Linked DNA regions of Homo sapiens: region 2 is linked to region 1. A link is a loop called in an ENCODE intact Hi-C map of the cell type or tissue named here. Cell type or tissue: endothelial cell of umbilical vein. All regions are shown on one strand. Links, peaks and the distances in the headings refer to the core of each region. The heading gives the core; the rest is flanking DNA.

Region 1 (5,381 bases), core at 207-5,206:
TGGAATGCCCCCACTCAGTTTTGAGTTTCATGGGTGGCACTGAGAAAGCACCAAGTCCCTATTAAAGGGGCGGAGGCACTGGCAGCTCTGGCTGGGGCAGGGCAGGACCTTTCATTTCAGATGAAAGTTGATTCAGACTCTGATATCCCAAGAAAATGCCTAACCTTGAATTACCTTCCTTGGAAGTCCCACCAGGTTGACTAGTGGTGGCTTTCTCTTTTCCTGCACCCCCGCCGCCAGTGTGTCTCTAATGGTTCCCCATTCCTTGGACTTGGGTATCTCAGTCCTGGATGCAATGGAACTTATGATAACTGAGTTAATTAGGACCAAGGGGAGCACCATGCCAGGCTGCTTCAGTCACAGCCTCTGCACCTTCCCCAGGTTGGGAGGAAGCATATCCTACCACCTTGGCACCTGCCAGCAAACCTGTGCCCAGGGGAGAAGCTGGAGTGAGGGTTCAGGGTCCCCATTGTGACGTTAGCCCTCTGAGGTCACAAGGTGGATCCCAGAGGGCTCAGACTGGGGAAGAAAGTTATGCCATGTAGAAGTAAATTTAATGAGGTCAGAAGGGTGAGGGGTGTGTGTGTTTGTTTGGGGGTGGAGTATCTTTAAAATGGCAAGAGGGAGGCTGACGCTGCATCAGCTTTGGCCACGCTGCATTTTGAGAGCCTCTGGCGTTCTGAGGCTTCTTCCCTCCTTCCTCCCCACAACTCCCTCCCAGGCCCTGCATGCCTTCCTGCAGCCCTGTTTTTCCCACGTTCGGCCCTGTACAGCCTGATCTGTGGAATGGGGGTGGAACCGTGCGGAGGCTGAGCAAGCGCTGACCACCTGCCAGCACCGTGCTGAGCTCCCAATGTACACGGATTGAACCAGAAATGGCCGGGGATCACCCACTTCACACCCACAAAACCACCAACTTCATATGGTGCAGCCTGACTACCACATTTAATTTCTCAGCAATCTTGAGAGGTATAAGGATTACATCTCCACTTTTCAGATGAGGAGAATAAGTCATCACTCCAAATCAAACATTAGTGAACAACAGAGTGAGAATTTAAGTTCTGAGCCCGGACTCCAAGCCCTATTCAAAACTATTACATGACACCGATAAATCCTTTTATACTAACCTGTAAACAATCAATAACAGCTTCACATGGTACCTCCTGTGTGGGACAAGGCTGGTTCTTTAGGGCATCGCTCAAATGCTGGCATTGGAAGATCCTGGATGCGAGGAGTCCTTTGTTCCTTCAGCTGAACCTCCCAAGATGTTTCTGATTCGCTTCGAGAGAGTCTGCCTGGCTCACCTGCCTAAGACATGGGTAGGAATGGCAGGCAGGTGGGCTAGGCCACAATTCTGCTTCTTGAAAAAAATGGACTGTTCTTCTGATTTAAGAAGTAAACCCTATTCAGTGTAGAAAATGAAAACAAATATAAAATATGTAAATAAAAATGACCAACCATCCTTAGCTAGAGGTAAGGATTGTCACAATGTTTCAGGATTGTACTTTTCACTTATCTTGTGCCTCTCTCTCTCTGTCCTCCTCTCTAAGTGCATAAATACATTTTGGAAGGTGGATCTAGTGTACATATAATTTTCCTTATTTATTAAATCTCCATTTTATTCTAAAGGATTCAGCATGGATTACAAAGGCACATAAAAAATGATAGAACAAACTAAAAGTGGGGTTAAGAAAGACAAATCTACACCATAATGCCATGTTCAGATTTGTATTTTTAACATTTAACATGACATTGAGCATATGTGCCCATTTGCCATTAAATAGACTGTTGCATTATTTTTTAAATGTATTAGTATTATTATTTTTAATAGAAGGAAAGCATATGACCGCAGAGCAGTGCACAGGTTGGAAGTGAATGGCTGGATGCGGTATCTTGTGGGTTTTTTTTTTTTTTTTTTTTTTTGAGACAGGGTCTCACTCTGTCCCCAGGCTGGAGAGCTGTGGCGTAATCTCGGCTCACAGCAGCCCCTACCTCCTGGGCTCGAGCGATCCTCCCACCTCAGCCTTCCAAGTCGCTGGGACTACAGGTGTGCGCCACCACACCCGGCTATATATATACATTTTATATATATATATATATATATATATATATATATATATATATATATATATATATGTATTATTTGTAGAGATGGGATTTCTCCATGGTACCTAGCCTGCCACATCATTCTTAATGTCTCCACGGCATTCCACTGATGGGAGCAGCGCTGTGTATCTGATCAGGCCCCTCCTATTTGCTGTTAGGCCGCTTCCAAAATGGCAGATTTACAAATAAAGCTGCAAACGACACCTTTGTAAAGAAATCTTTGTGCACCCCTCCATTTCCTGAATGGGCGTTTCTAGAAGTATTTCCAGCAACACCAGAGCCATGGAGGAATCCTATGTGTGAATCCCCCACTGCCCTGGGAGAGCACAGCATTTTCTGGTGCATCCAGAGGTTGCCCAGCCCCTCTCTACGTCAGTATGGACCCTTCGCATCCTAGGCCAATCACGTCGCCTTCCAGACTGTCCCCACGTATGTCCCCATGGCTCTGCCAGCTCCCTGCCCTTACGCCTCTCAGGGATGCACGGTTGGGCTACTACAGGAGCTACTGCCTGTTGGGATGAGCACCCCCGAAGTTGGGCATTGGAAAGAGAAATAGAGTCAGATACTTGCCGGAGGTGAATGATGTGGGTGAGGGAAATCGCTGCACTTGGCTTATTTCTGTTTGATCCTTACCAAGTTTTCTGCAAAGAAACTGCCTGGGATGCTGCTTATGCGGCTTTCTCATTTGCTGAAAAACAATGTGTGTCCGGAGTAGTGAAAAGGCAACGGACCCAAACTGCCTCTAGCACCAAGAACCCGGCAGTCCACACGAGGGCGCTGTTCTCCCGCCATGAAGGACTAGGCGGGCTCCTGCTTTCTGGGCGGAAAAGGGCGCCAGGAGGCAGAGCGGGAAAACCGGCAGAGGGTGTGGGAGGGAGGAGGAGACGTTTGCCTTCCCCGTCATTCTCCTTCCTTGCAGAGCCTCTCCTTTCCCTCAGGGACTCCCTCACCACCTCTTCCTTACAGCCCCCTCACTGCTTTTCCTTGCGTATCTTTCGGATGCCACAGTCAGCTCTGGGCCCATCCATGGCTCCATCTCCTATCCTAGGGTTGTCCCGCGGCGCCCTCTTTTCCAATGGATTTTCCCTCTCTTATCCTGCACTGGCTATAATTTTTTTTAAAGTGACATATATTTACTTGTGTATTTAACAAAGTTTTTGGTGCACTTAAAAAATGTTAAAGCAGAAAAATTAATCCTTTTGTATTTATTAATTTTTTTCTGGAAAATAGAAACCCACAAAAACAAGATTATTTAAGATTTTTTCCCCCTTGCATAAGGCACCTGGTTGCCTGTTATTTATATACGTATTTTTTGTGGATCAGTGGACCCGAAGAGAAAAATGATCAGAACTGTAACAAATATAACCTAATTGTCATCAGGTTCTTGGTCTTTGATTCCTTTATATTCAGGGCTGTAAACAAGTCTGCATCCGGAAGTGGAAATAAGGCAGCTAAAGAATTCATGAATAATAGTCACAATGTATTGAGCTTTCAATAATAGTGACAGTGTATTGACCCATGTCCTCCACTACCAGTGAGGGAGCTGAGGTCAGAGAGTGTGAAGAGCGAGGCCAAGGTGACCCAGATGAGGAGGGTAGCTAGGATTTGATGCCCGCTCTTAGTGGCTTCAAACCTTGGGCCATTTCAGTAGCAACCCATGAGACCATTCAAGTGGACCTGGGCAGTGAGTCCGGCTTTAGGGTCACTTCTGCGGAACAGTAAGGTCCAAGAGGTTCCTCATCCAGCTGAATGCGGGGCTTCAGTACCTTTCTGAGACCAAGGGACAGGGGGAACCCAGACTCAGGGAGCTGAGCAAGCTGACCCCACGCCTCTACTGGAGCTAAGGGAGAGCAGCGCCATGCACAGCGCTCTTTGGTTTAATTGTAAGGCACCATTCTCGCCCACACATGACCAATGGCTGGGTACTCATTTTTCTTTAGTGATAAGGAAGAGCAAAATCAACCCACATGATCTAGAGCAGTGGTCCTCAACCTTTTTGGCACCAGGGACTGGTTTTGCAGAAGACAGTTTTCCATGGGCCCACCAGGGTGTGGGGATGGTTACGGGACTATTCAAGCCCATTACATTTATTTTGCACTTTATTTCTATTATTATTACATTGTAATATATAATGAAATAATTATATAACTCACCATAATGTAGAATCAGTGGGAGCCCTGAGTTTTCCTGCAACTAGACAATCCCATCTGGGGGTGATGGGAGACAGTGACAGATCACTAAGCATTAGATTCTCATAAGGAACATGCAACCTAGATTCCTTGGGTACACAGTTCCCAATAGGGTTCATGCTCCTATGAGAATCTAATGCTGCCGCTGATCTCACAGGAGGCGGAGCTGAGGCAGTAATGGGAGCCACGGGGAGCAGCTGTAAAAACAGATGAAGCTTTGCTCATTCACCTGCTGCTTACCTCCTGCTGTGCAGCCTGGTTCCTAACAGGCCATGGACCAGTAGTGGTCCATGTACTGGTCCATGGCCTGGGGCTTGGGGACCCCTGACCTACAGAGTTGTGTTAGGGTTAGGGGCCAGGCATGGTGGCTTGTGCTGTAATCCTAGCACTTTGGGAGGCTGAGGCGAGTGAATTGCTTGAGCCCAGGAGTTCAAGACTAGCCTGGGCAACATGGCAAAACCTCATCTCTACAAAAAATACAAAAATTAGCTGGGCATGGTGGCGCACACCTGTAGTCCCAGCTACTTAGGAGGCTGAAGTGGTAGGATTGCTTGAGCCCGGGAGGTTGAGGCTGCAGTGAGCTGTGATTGTGCCAATGCAGTCTAGCCTGGATGGCAGAGCCAGACTCTGTCTCGGGGGGTGGGGGGGTAAAAAAAAAAAAAAGGAGTTAGGAGGCTGAAGCTATGAACCCCTAAATAAAGAGCCCATTCCCAAGGTACAGCCCAGCAAAGTATTATTAGTCATTTTTACCACAGTGTGCAAATAGAGATATGTCCTTTCCCATCTCTGGTCCAGAATTTTGAATTTTAAACTTTATCTCATTGAAATGAAGGTCCCTATATTCAGTGAAAAGTATTTCAGGCCACCTCGGGGGTCAAGGGAGATCTTTGCAGGGCACTTGAAATGATGCCATGAGATAGCTGTGGCGGTCACCTCACCCTTCTCTTAAAAAAATAGTAACCTAGTCACAGTGGTAATTCATATCTGTTTTAGAAAAATTGGAAAATATAGAAAAGCACAAAGAGGAAATCAATTATAACCCTTCTCAGCTTAACACCTTTAATTTATTTCTCCAAAACAAAGAGT
Region 2 (5,381 bases), core at 113-5,112, 1.8 Mb after region 1:
GCAGGAAAGAAGGTCCTTAAAGACGTCACCTGTGTCCTCACAGCACAAGCAGACCTGCCCTTAGAGCCCACTGCTTGGTATGAGATGTAGCCTCTGGGGGAGGGCTGAGCAACGGAGAGGGAGAGCTGGACAATTTTCTTCATCCGGGAAAATTGCACACACACAAAAATAGCTGCTTTCTTCAAATGTCAATCAGCTCCTTCAAGTTTCAAGCTTCACTGAGGGGTCAGAAGAGGCATTTCCTCTACACATATTTCAGTATCACATCGGGACGTTCAGCCACACACAGCTTCCGGCACGGGGGCTGTGGTTGTGTTGGAGTTAACCACACAGGGCACAGGGTGAGGGAGTTGTCGTTGTTGTTCTTGTTTCTGTTGTTGTGATGGAGGCGGGGCAGCTGGTGGGGTTAAAACGGTTTCCATTATTATTATTTTCTTTCCCCCTTTGTGTGCTATGAACTCTGAACTAGACAAATGAGAACTATCTCCCCTGTTATTAGTAGAATGTCTTCTGTGAGCAAATTCCAACCACTAGAATGTCCGTGTGAACTGCAAAGGCAACCACAACAGTTTTGGAAACTGGGGATGATTGTGGGGCTCCTGGACCGCTGCCCTCCGCCCTGCAGCAGGGAAACAGAACACCCTAGACAGGTGGGGAAGGAGTGGATGGGGGTGAGTCTGCAGGAGAGGAAGCCTGGCCGAAATGTGCTTTTGGATAAAATGTCCCGATTAACCAAGAGCACACAAAATGTGCAGACTGGCAGCACAAGGCCTTAAGCACCCGCAAAGCACGCTGAGTCTTTGGGCTGCTCTGTGACAGGGAGATGTGTTTACCCCAGACAAGTTCACCAGTCCGACAGCCGCCTGAGGCCAGTTGGAGAGGAGGTTGAAATGTTCCACAGTGTGAAGAGTCAGCGCGATCTGTAGAGATAATGGAGCATTCGGTTTGACATCCAAAACTGGTGTATCCAGGAGGAGCGGGATTCTTGCTGGGAGGAGAGACAGTAATTGTTTTTAGCAAGACAGATAAGACATTCCGGTTTCTGTAGATTCCTCCCCAACCAGGAAACAACTGCCTCCAATGTCAGTGCTAAATATTGAAATCAAGGTGTGCAAATGCCTCAGCTTCTCTCCACCGCCTGCTGCATGATTACTTTCAAATAAGAATGTCCTTCCTTCTTAATTTTACACTTAGATAGGTAAAAACATCATCAATTTTAGCAGACTGTTTAGTTTTAATCTGATCAAAACAATCATTCACTAAGAACCTTCTAAGAGATTATAGGAAACATTAATTGTGTAGCTGGACTGGGATACGACTGGAGGGAGGCTTGTAAATAAATCCTAGGACTTGAGTCCAAGAAATATAAAAGGAGAGAGAACACAGAAGCTAGTGCAGATAGATGCCTGATGTCTCCTTTTAGGTGAGAGCATAGAAACATGTAGAGCTTGTTTCCTCTGAGGTTAGATACCGTTTAGTCCTTCCTTGGGTATTCCCATTTACGGCTGTGGTCAAGTGAATCAGCCACAGACGTTACTATTACTTAAAAAGAAAACCATTTTCTCTACATTGGTGCTAGTTCCAAATTGTGTCTGTGTGATCGTCCCTCCCTCAGCCATCTCATTTCCAGGGCTGACAAATATTTAGCCTACATAAATACACATTTGGGGAGATCCTACGCCATTTCTCCCTCCTCGTGACCCAACTCGTATTCTTCAAAACATCAAACAAAACAATTCGCAGAATAAAGTTGCCTTCCGAAAGAGGGATTTCCCCCTCCAGTTTCCCTCCCACTTCCACTAGGTCAGTCTGTCTTTCTTCCCTCCTACTCTCCTATACCCCTTCACCCTCCCCAGCAAACTCTGGAAAAACAGTAGTAACTAACATTTGTGCCTTTGGCAATAAAACCACAGGCCTCACAAACCCCAAATGGCAAAAAGACATTTCCATTCCAATCCCAGTTTTAAATTAAACTGTAATGAAAAATCAGCAGTGGCAGCTGGGACCAGAGACACTGATTGTCTCTAGGAACAAAAAGGAGGGGAACAGAGGGGGAGAGGAAAAAGAAAAGAGACTGCAAGGAAGCCTCGCTCTGGTAATAAAGCAGCTGGTAAACCTTCAAGTAAAAAGAAATTAGAAAAACAAATCTAGTGCAGAGACAAGCAAAGATGGCTGTTTTCCTCTACAATCACAGTGAGGCAGACCACAAATCACCCTCCACTTTATGAATGGACAGGAGGGGGTGGGGTGGGAGGGAAGATGAGTGGGCCTGTGCTGACACCTGGAGGAAGATTAGGGAAATTCTCGGGGGGTTGGTCCCACCCCCACATTCCGTGAATGAGTGGGGATTTTGGCTTTCTCAGTGGTCATAGTCAATACTGAGGCTACAAGGAAAAATAAGAAGACCTCATTGCCTTCTTAAAAAATATTTTTAATTGATAAATAATAATTGTACATATTTTTGGTGTACATGTGATACTTTCATACATGTATACAATGTGTAATGATCAAATCAGGGCATTTAGGATATCTAAACCTTAAATTTTTATCATTTCTTTGTGTTGAGAACATTTTAAAACTTCTTTTCTAGGTATTACAAAATATACACTATTTTATTCTTTATCAGAAAAAAAATGCATTGAAGAAACCATTTGACTTCAACATGAGGGTTAGAACAATTCATGTAGCTAAACTGAACCCAACTGCGCAGGCTTAACTTTGATTTTAAAAAATACATGGCACAGGTATCTTCATCAGACATGAGAAAAGAATACAGCATTTGAGTATTTCATTCTATAGTCTTTAAAGCTTGCAAGATTCTGCAGATCTTTCAGCATATAATTTATAAATATTTTCTGATTGGTGGTGATCAGAAATCTAGAAAAAAACCTGTACTAACCTATAAGGACCAAAGATGCTTCCAAGAGGGGAAGCAGTTAAGGATCAAGATAGTGAGTGGACTTAGAGGTAACAGGTAAGAATTAGAGACTGGAAAACCAATAATCCTAAACCTTATTTTGTTCCCAGACCTCTTTAAGAACCTGATAAAATTAGTAAACCCTCTTCTGAAAAAAAAAAAAAAAAAAAAAAAAGATGTACCTAGGAAGACTGCAATCCACCCTTGATGAAAACTATTCGGATCCCAACCCAAGAAGAAATTCAGAGAAAATATAAAATGTATGATGGCCTATTTAGAGGTCAAATGAGATTTCTTTATAAAAGGAAAATTGTTGTGATTAAAAATACACAAGATCTGTACCGAATAAACAGCCTCTTCAGAGTATGCCCTTGTGATTGTGACTTTGTCTGGAAACTTGGCAGATACTGGGGAGACTCTGAAGAGGGTCATCAGCACCAAATGGCAATGCCAAATGAATTTACTATTTAAGTAATAGCCAGGTACGGTGGCTCGTCTCTGTAATGACAGGACTTTGGGAGGCTGAGATGAGAGGATCACTTGAGGCCAGGAGTTCGAGAACAGCTGGGCAACATAGCGAGACCCAGTCTCTGATTAAATCTATAAGAAATTAAAATTATTTATTTTAACTAACCAGATGTTGTCTGTCAAGCACCTCGCATATAGAGCTGAGTGTGAGGACAGTAAGGCTCTGGATGACCCTTTGGATGGACAGTAAGTTCATTAACTCTGTCCTAGTCACTGTGAGCCTGGCTGACATTTATCGACTTTCCTAATAAGAGCTATTGATTTGTTACTAGTATTTTTTAAAAAAAATTTAGATTTGGCTGTTATATTCTGGTCCTTTTTGCTAAACTCTTTGTTTAGCAAAACAAACAAAACAAAACAAATGGCTTTGGAGGCCGGGCAGTGGCTCATGCCTGTAATGCCAGCACTTTGGGAGGCTGAGATGAGAGGATCATTTGAGGTCAGGAGTTCGAGACCAACCTGACCAACCTGGTGAAATCCCGTCTCTATTAAAAATACAAAAATTAGTGGGGTGTTGTGGTACATGCCTGTAATCCCAGCTACTCGGGAGGCCAAGGCACAAGAATCGCTTGAATCTGGGAGGTGGAGGTTATAGTGAGCTGAGATCGTGCCACTGAACTCCAGCCTGGGCAACAGAACAAGATTCTGTTTCAAAAAACAAACAAATAGCTTTGGAAGACTGGGTGAATGAAAGTGTCTTCAGCCCCACCCTTTTGATGTAGTTAATTAGTTCATTCTCGCATATTCTACTCATCTCCTACTTTCTCTTCTTACCTCCTTTTTACCACTTGAGTTTTGATCTCTATATTATCATTAGAAGATGATGAGGGAAAAACAGAGAGAAGAAATCCTCAACTTCCTTAGAAGGGTTGGTTGCAGAAGAAAGTTGTAAAACTTCACAGAAACAACTATAAGGCTTAAATCAGGAAAACTGAAAAAATAAAAAGAATAATTTATTTCATTGTGATGGCAATGCTGTGGGGTTTTTCCACACCAGATTTAGCCATGTGCTGTGATATATGTCAAAGCTTATTTCTACCTGTTTCACTGAATAGCATTCAAGTATGCTTTTGCATAATATAGCGTCTTCCTAGTAAATGAGTACTGTGCAGGATCAAGCACTTTTATTTATAACTTTTTCTTTATGGCTTTCTGAGCTGTAACTAAAAATACCTGAAGAATGTTTTAAGACCTTTGCTCCTCCCCAGTCTCTGATTTTTGTGGTTGTTTTTTTTTAAATTTAGGGTTTGAGCAACTAAACCAAAACATCACATGAATCAAAGGTTTCTCTTTACCTTTACATTTCCCAAACATTAAATAAATCCTAATTTTCTCAGCTCCCAGTCTGTGAGAAATTGTTTACACACACAGTATAAAGAATGCAATCAGGCCCTTTCGTGGTGGTAGAGATGGGGAAGGCATTTAAACCTACAGAAGATAAATCCTCTATTGCTGAAGCCACATGGTGGTAGATGAAATATGAATTAGGGAGTCAGGCAGAATTGTATTCTAATCTCTGATTTGCTGTATACAGGGCTTGAATTTTTGCTAAGTTCCTTAACTTCTTTGAGCTCGTGTTTCCTTATCAACTGGGGAGAATATTAACTTACCAAAATGTGCTCAGTATTTTATTAATATCTGTTTTCCTCCCTAGAATGTAAGTTTTCCGGGGCAGGGACATGTCTGACTAATTCACTGTTGGGCTCCACAATCTGGCCAGGGTAGGTGTTCCTCACGTATGTGTTGAATAAAGATTGCACATTTTGTGGCATTTAATGGCATATAGCAAATTTTACTTTAAGTTATAATTTAACCTTATTATAGCTAACATTCATAGAGCCATTTTCAATATTTTGGACACTCTGCTAAGGACTTGACATATATTTAGTTTTTCACCGAAATCCAATGAGTTACCACTTCCGTGTTATAGAGGAGG

What was found. Peaks named below come from ENCODE experiments on the same cell type or tissue, not always from the same donor. Only the 100,000 strongest peaks of a DNase experiment are listed, where the experiment ranks them.
Region 2: it touches region 1 in a loop (13-fold over the local background); 3 of 110 quality-filtered maps call a loop at or near these places.

What each region holds. Positions count from the first base shown.
Region 1 is chr2:205,883,293-205,888,673 of GRCh38, reverse strand. No RefSeq gene overlaps it. Among named protein-coding and RNA genes, the nearest start is that of INO80D-AS1, 200 kb to the left of the region's middle. RefSeq lists enhancers at 279-779, 780-1,280. In endothelial cell of umbilical vein, for the core only: a CTCF peak has its summit at 2,868 (motif pointing right); a DNase peak (open chromatin) is centred at 2,893.
Region 2 is chr2:204,105,346-204,110,726 of GRCh38, reverse strand. No RefSeq gene overlaps it. Among named protein-coding and RNA genes, the nearest start is that of ICOS, 170 kb to the right of the region's middle. In endothelial cell of umbilical vein, for the core only: a CTCF peak has its summit at 2,293 (motif pointing left); DNase peaks (open chromatin) are centred at 276, 966, 1,356 and 2,216; H3K27ac peaks cover 2,100 bases.